2 separate regions of the Mus musculus genome follow, and region 2 is linked to region 1. Evidence: chromatin contacts called from ENCODE POLR2A ChIA-PET data. All regions are on one chromosome and are shown on one strand. The core of a region is the stretch at or near the end of the contact, and the rest is flanking DNA. Distances in the headings are between cores, read along the strand shown.

The links. ChIA-PET counts read pairs that join two places held with the same protein, here RNA polymerase II (POLR2A).
Region 2: POLR2A ChIA-PET joins it to region 1 with 15 read pairs in embryonic stem cell. The contact joins the promoter of Gldc here to the promoter of Uhrf2 in region 1. POLR2A ChIA-PET finds 5 or more read pairs at or near these places in 3 of 5 experiments (Patski and embryonic stem cell).

Annotation. Positions count from the first base shown.
Region 1 is chr19:30,028,936-30,032,023 of GRCm38, forward strand. Uhrf2 (ubiquitin-like, containing PHD and RING finger domains 2) reads left to right here and starts at 1,578. Exons shown (of 16, transcript NM_144873.2): 1 at 1,578-1,996. The coding sequence starts at 1,844.
Region 2 is chr19:30,173,507-30,176,705 of GRCm38, forward strand. Gldc (glycine decarboxylase) reads right to left here and starts at 1,935. Exons shown (of 25, transcript NM_138595.2): 1 at 1,485-1,935; 2 at 918-996. The coding sequence starts at 1,754.

The sequences.
Region 1 (3,088 bases), core at 328-2,827:
AGCTGGGTTTCCTAGAACACTCAACAATTTATTCTTCTCACTATCTCTAATTTTTCCAAAATGGACAACAGTTGGCTCTTGGCTAAATTTCAGCCTCTCTCACCTTCCCACAGCTTGCTTTTTTCCCTAAGGCCTCCTTCCGCACTCTGTTCTATTGTCATTCTAAATACTTAAACACATCAATGCACATTTCAAAAAGCCCAGGTTTCCCCGGGAGGCCTACAAAAGTCTTTGAATGCTAATGTTCACACTTGCCCTTCATTATTTAGTCAACCTCTCTCAGAAGTGTAGTGTCTTCTGATGTGTGAAAATGCACTCCCAGTCTTTGCTTAAGCACCCTATCTTCTTTGAATATTCCCAGTTTATCTAAATTCTCTTAATAACAAAAGCTCTAAAATACCTTCTTGTGTGCTACTAAGGGAGTGGCAAGGAAGCTAACATTCCCTCGGTGTTTATGAGCACTATTTTACCTGGAGGAAATTGAAGCAGTTTGTTCAAGATCACAGTTAAACAGAAAGACTGCAATTCTCGCGCGTCCCAACCCGTGAGCCCAAGACTCAAGGCTTCAGACTGCAGCACACCGTTGGCAGTGCACCACGAATAACAGCCCGAGACCCTAGCATATCCTTGTAACAACAAATAGTTGATCCCTTCATGGGTCAGATTAGATGTTCTCAGATGTATCTGTTGCCTTATCAACTAAATGTTTTAGTTAACTAGGAAGCTGTCGAGGTAACTTAGAGGCTCTAGGTATATATATATATATTCATATCTCGAGCTGACGCACATTTCACTCTTCCTGTATTTCCATTTAGGCCATCTTGACTAATCAATTTGGTTGTTACAAAGTTGTGCCTCTTATCCTCATGGGAATGATTAGTACTGACATTACGGATACCGGTGAATGTAAGATAATGCGTTTGCTTTGCTTTCTCTCTTAAGTCTTCCATTTTTGGATGGGTCCCCTGAGTGTGGGGGCCGTATCCCGCCCTGGGATCTCCGGATTTTTGGATCGGAGGTGTACAGTCCTGCAAAGCCAGGATCCCTGCGGCTAAAGGCGCCCTTAGCGCAGAAGGCCCACTCGGTCAGGTCCAGCTCCCGCTCCGGCTCTCCGGTCGGGAAACGTGGGTGCGAGGCCTCTGCCCTGGGGCCTCCCGGAAGCGGGTTTCCTCGGCGGGAAGCACGTCCATCAAGCCGACGCGCCCCGGGAGAGGCCGCGTGGCGGGCGCACACCCTGGTGTGAAGTCTCGGGAACGTAGGCTGCATCCCCATTTCTTGCTCACGCCAGCGCGCAGCACGGCTAGCTATTGTTCGTGCGTTTTTGAGACCATGGAGTCTAGGCCTCAGGAGACTGCGAGGTGACCAACGACAACGAGGGCACAGGGCGAGCTGGCCTCGGCGAGCCTGCCCAACCCCGCCCTCCTCCGAGTAACGGCTCTGGAGGCCCCGCCCCCTCCCATATTAGCGCCCCCCAGGCTGTGCGTGGGGCGGAGCCCCGCGTGGATCTCGCGAGATCCGGGTTGGCGCCGTGACCTCCATGTGGGAGCTGCATCTCTATAAGTAAACAGTGCGCGCCGCCGAGCCATGGCTCCTTCCTATTTGTGAGGCGCGGGCTGCGCTCGCACCTCGGGCGGGTTCCGGTTTCCTTCCACCGAGGAGGGGCGGGCGGGCGGTCGCGCGGTCTAAGAGCGTCAGTCCTCGCCCGCACCCGCGTTCGCCGAGTCGCCGCCGCAGAGAACCGGATCCTCCCGGGGAGGCGGCGGGGACCGGGCGGGGCGCGGCGCGGCGGCCCGAGCGCAGGGCCAGACAAAGGGGCTTGGTCCCCTGTCCCCGTGCCGCCGCGATGTGGATCCAGGTCCGCACCATCGACGGCTCCCAGACGCGCACCATCGAGGACGTTTCTCGCAAAGCCACCATCGAGGAGCTGCGCGAGCGGGTCTGGGCGCTCTTCGATGTAAGGCCCGAGTGCCAGCGCCTGTTCTACCGGGGCAAGCAGGTGAGGCGCCCCGCGGGGAGCCCGGGCGCGAGCAGCCGGCGCCCCGGGACGAGGCTGGGTGTCCAGGGCTGCGCCCCGCTGTGCTCGGGATGGGCCGCTGGCGGGGCGCGGGATGCGGGGCCTGGAGCTCGGGCCTGCGGCTGCCCCCCCCCTCCCCCCAAGCGCGCCTAGCGGGTCGGAAGGTGCGGGACGCGGTGTTGTCGCTGGCAGCGGCCACGGACATAGCCTCCGAGGGTCCTGGGGGATCCTCTTCCCGCCTTTGGGGGGGGGGGGGATCGGAGCCTGGAAAGGCAACAGGCTCCGGCAGCCATGCCGGGGCGCGGGAGGGACGAGCTGGCTTTATTCGCAGCGCCGTCTCCGACTCCTCTAAGGACTTGCTTCTTTTCCGTGCCCCCGGCTCCTAGATGCGACGTGGAAAGGGAAGCACCTTATCCCTGTTTCCTCACTAGAAGGATTTGAACACTGAACATCGGAACGGTGGTAGAATGCGTGCCCCTCCTTCCTTGTCGTCAGTCTCAGACTGGGGATTTGTTCTGTAAAAGATCAGAGACCTCTAATTTAAGGAACGATGTTTGTAACCTGAAGTCGGGTTTAAGTCTGTTGAATATACGGACAGATTATTTCCCCATAAACTTTACCTCTCATCTTTGTGTGTCCCCTAAGTTCGGGCTTTCAACTCAAACCTTTCAGCATAATCAGCAGTAATTCAAAAAAAGCCAGAAAGTTGTGTTGGGCCACAAGGGTGCTTGTGGGCATCTCCGTTAATTTTAAGTAAGGCTCTGCCTGATGAGGCTAAGACGTTTCCTATCCAGTAAGTCTCAGAGTCTTATGATTAGACACCCAGACCCACATTGTTTTTCTTGCCTTTGTCTTTAGTCCACTAAAAAAGTTGGCATCCTGCAGTCAGTTGACCACAGTTTGGCTCCAGTCCTGAGTTTTGAATTAAGTGCAGTTCTCTCTGATTCGATGGAAGTAGCCTATAAGCCACAAAGGGTTTAGAAGGAATATTTTTGTTCCCTTTACAGATTTACAACTTCTCAGACTGGTCAAAATTTTCTAAGTAACAGATTATACAACCGGCAAGAAAAAGCC
Region 2 (3,199 bases), core at 685-3,184, 140 kb after region 1:
TTAATTTTCTAAGAGTTCTTCAGCTCTGACCATCCCTTAACATCTAGATTCTTCCCTGACTCCTAGAAGTCAATGCCACATAAAAAAACAACAACAAACAAACAAAAAAACCACCCAAAGACAGCATTAGGACCATTAAAACCACTTTTACCAAGAGGGGCTGAAGAGATGGCTCAATAGCTAAGAGCACGTGTTGCTCTTGCAGAGGACCCAGGTTTGGAGTTCCCTAACTGTGGGGAACTCCAGTTCTAGATGACCCAACAGCCCGCGTGGTGCACAAATATAAATGCAAGAAAATCTTTTAAAAACAAAATAATCATTAAAAAGGGAAGCCTATAACTAGCCTGAGATTTCTTAACCAAGCACAAATCGAGTTTGTGTGCTTTTCAGAAAAAACAAAACAAACAAACAAACAAACAAAAACCCCACATATTCAGGCTTGCAAAGCACTGCTGCCTTTAGATGGGTGAGGGTGAGAGGGGAAACCGATGTGAGACAGAACAATTTGAAATTCTCGTGACTTTGAGAAGTCTAAGTCCCCTTCCAAATAAGTCTCTTCTCTAGCTGCAGGACCTCAGGTGATTTCCTTTGTCCTTTCGGAAGTCTCACCTGATCTACTGAGATAACTACCTTCTCAGCTCAAAGGAACAAAAAGCCCTTCCGGTGGGCGTGCATGAGGTGGAGACTTCTAATCCAACACGTGTCTTTTGCAAAGCCTTCTTTGGGAAAGCTTGTAGGTGCCTCGCCAGCAACTCAGGGATAAAGACCATGAAAGGGGCTTACATAGGTTTTCCTCAGGGAAGAAAAATCCCAGCGGTTTAGGGCCTGTCAAGTACTGAGCAATCCAACCCCAAAGCCGGACAGAGATTATAGAAGGCAGAGCAGCGGAACCCCTGAGAGTCCTCCCGGCCACTTACAAATAGGGTCTTCCATTTTCAAGGGTCTCTTCAAGCGGATGCTGGCGGGGACCGTCTTCTCGATGAGCTCATCAATGCTCTAAAATTTAAAAACGCAAGCTGGTGAACAGGACAGTCAGAGCAAAGAGCCTGAGTTAAGAGAGCCACTTCAGTTTATCTTCAAAGGCTGGTAGGAACTTCATTTAAATCGTCTAATTAAGAGTTCTTTTTAAAGTGAAACATCAGGAAGCAGAAATCTTTTGGAGGAAAAAAAAAAAAAATGATGGAGCCGGATGGTAAATCCGCTACTCCGGGTTCGGGAGCTGCAACTGGAGCTGACCGGATTAATGTACTCTAAGTAGGGAGTCTTCTTTTCCTGCAAAGTTAGGGTTCGTCTGGAGTTGGGGATATTTTTTAAATGCACTTTAGAAGAGCGAGAACAGAGTAAAAGTTAAGAGAGGAGAAGGCACCACGATTAAGAGCGAGCTCGCTTTCAAGCTGGGGCCCGGGACGGAGGAGGAAGGCAAGGTGGGAGCCGGGAGGCCCAGCGGGCAGAGCTCCGGCAGGGTGGAGGGTGGAGGGCCTTACCGCCAGCCCCAGCGCCTGCAGCATCTCCCTCCGGTCTTTGTCTCCGGGGCCGATGTGTCTCCGGGAGAAGTCATCGTGTCTGGGCAGGAGGCGCTCCAGAAGGCGCGAGGCCCCAGCCGCGCCGCGGTCCCCGCCACCGCCACCGCCACCGCCGCCGCTGCTGTCCCGGCTTCGCTGCGCCCAACTCAAGCCGGTGCCCCGAGCCAGGCGGTGGCCGCCCCCGGCTCCGCGGCCCAGGCGCAGCCCCCATGCCCTGGCACACAGCTGCATGGACGCCGTCACCTCCCCAGCCCACGAGGGTCAGCAGCGCTTTCCGGCCCTCCTCTGGCCCCAATGCCCCGGGAGTGGCCGCCGCAGTCCCTGGATCCCCTTCCCGACCACTGCGGGCAATGAATGGGTACAGCGAACTGCACTAACTCTTGCAAAGTTCCTCCGCCTCAGCAGGCACCTGCTCCGCACACTTTAAGCGGCGCCCGAAGGCGGGCAGTAGGATGGAGCCAGGAAACCTTTAGCCAATGGGAATGGGTTGCAGGGCGGGGGCGAGGCAGGGCCCTCCCTTTCTCTCTCCTCCTTGTCTCCCACCTCCTCCCACTTCTTTCCCCTCTTCAGCAGCAGGGTGGAGTCCCCTGCCTGATGCTGGAAGTTTAAGGTCCCAAATCCCTCTTCTTACACAGGGGTTCGGGATGCTCTATAGGCCCACTGGCCGGGTTGTAGGGCCCATTGGGGCAGCCCTAACATTCGTGAAGTTCCTGGAGCAATGCACTGAGACAGAAGACAGGAAGACTCCAATAGTTAGCTGGTCTCCACTTACTGACTTTAGGGTCACATCTCATGAAAACCACTATGGGCAAAGGAAGGTTCTTTCATAGTTATGAAATCTGGACAAAGAGCACAGCCCCTAAAATATCTTATGCTTTAATCTTTTAATAAAGATTTAATATTATTTTTTATTGATTTGTGTGTTGGGTGAAATGTCTGTCTGTGTATCACATACATGCCGAATGCTTGCAGAAGTTAGAAGTGGACATCAGATTCCCTGCAAATGGTGTTACAGGCTGTTGTGAGCTTTTATGTGGGTGCTGATAGCCCAACCATAAGAGTAGCAAGTGCTCTCAATCACTGAGCCATCCCCCTGACCCCACTTTTTTTGAGATATGATGCGATGGGAACCAAACCCCCGATCTCCCAACTAGCACCAAGCTACACCCCAGCACCTGTCTTCTCCCTCCCTCCTTTGTATGTCTCCTTCGTCTTCTCTGTACTGGTTTGATATGCACCCATTCCTGAAATTCAGTCTTCCTTTACGTGGAATGCATGAGTATGCTGTTGGTATATTGGCTATATTTTTATTTCCTGAGTAAACCTAAACAGATACTGTAATGAAAGCAAAAGCATCTCCAGGAAGCTGACCCCCAAGGACAGGAACCTGGGACCCGCCTATCTGACCTTTATACACATCCTTAACGATGACCTTAGAGTTGAAGGCAAAGAGAAACTGGGTCTTGGGAAAGACACAAGAAACAGTGTTGCCTAAACTTTCAGGGGCGACTACTGTGTCTGTTGCAGGCAGGTCTTTGCTAGACCAAATAGTTGCTAAGTTAAGACCTTCCAGTGGAAGGACTTGTAGGGAGGGCTAACTACTGTGATGAGTTTGTAGGTTAAAATGACAGGTCAGAAGAGGAGACGACTCCAATGTTCTGAAAGAATCCCTTCAT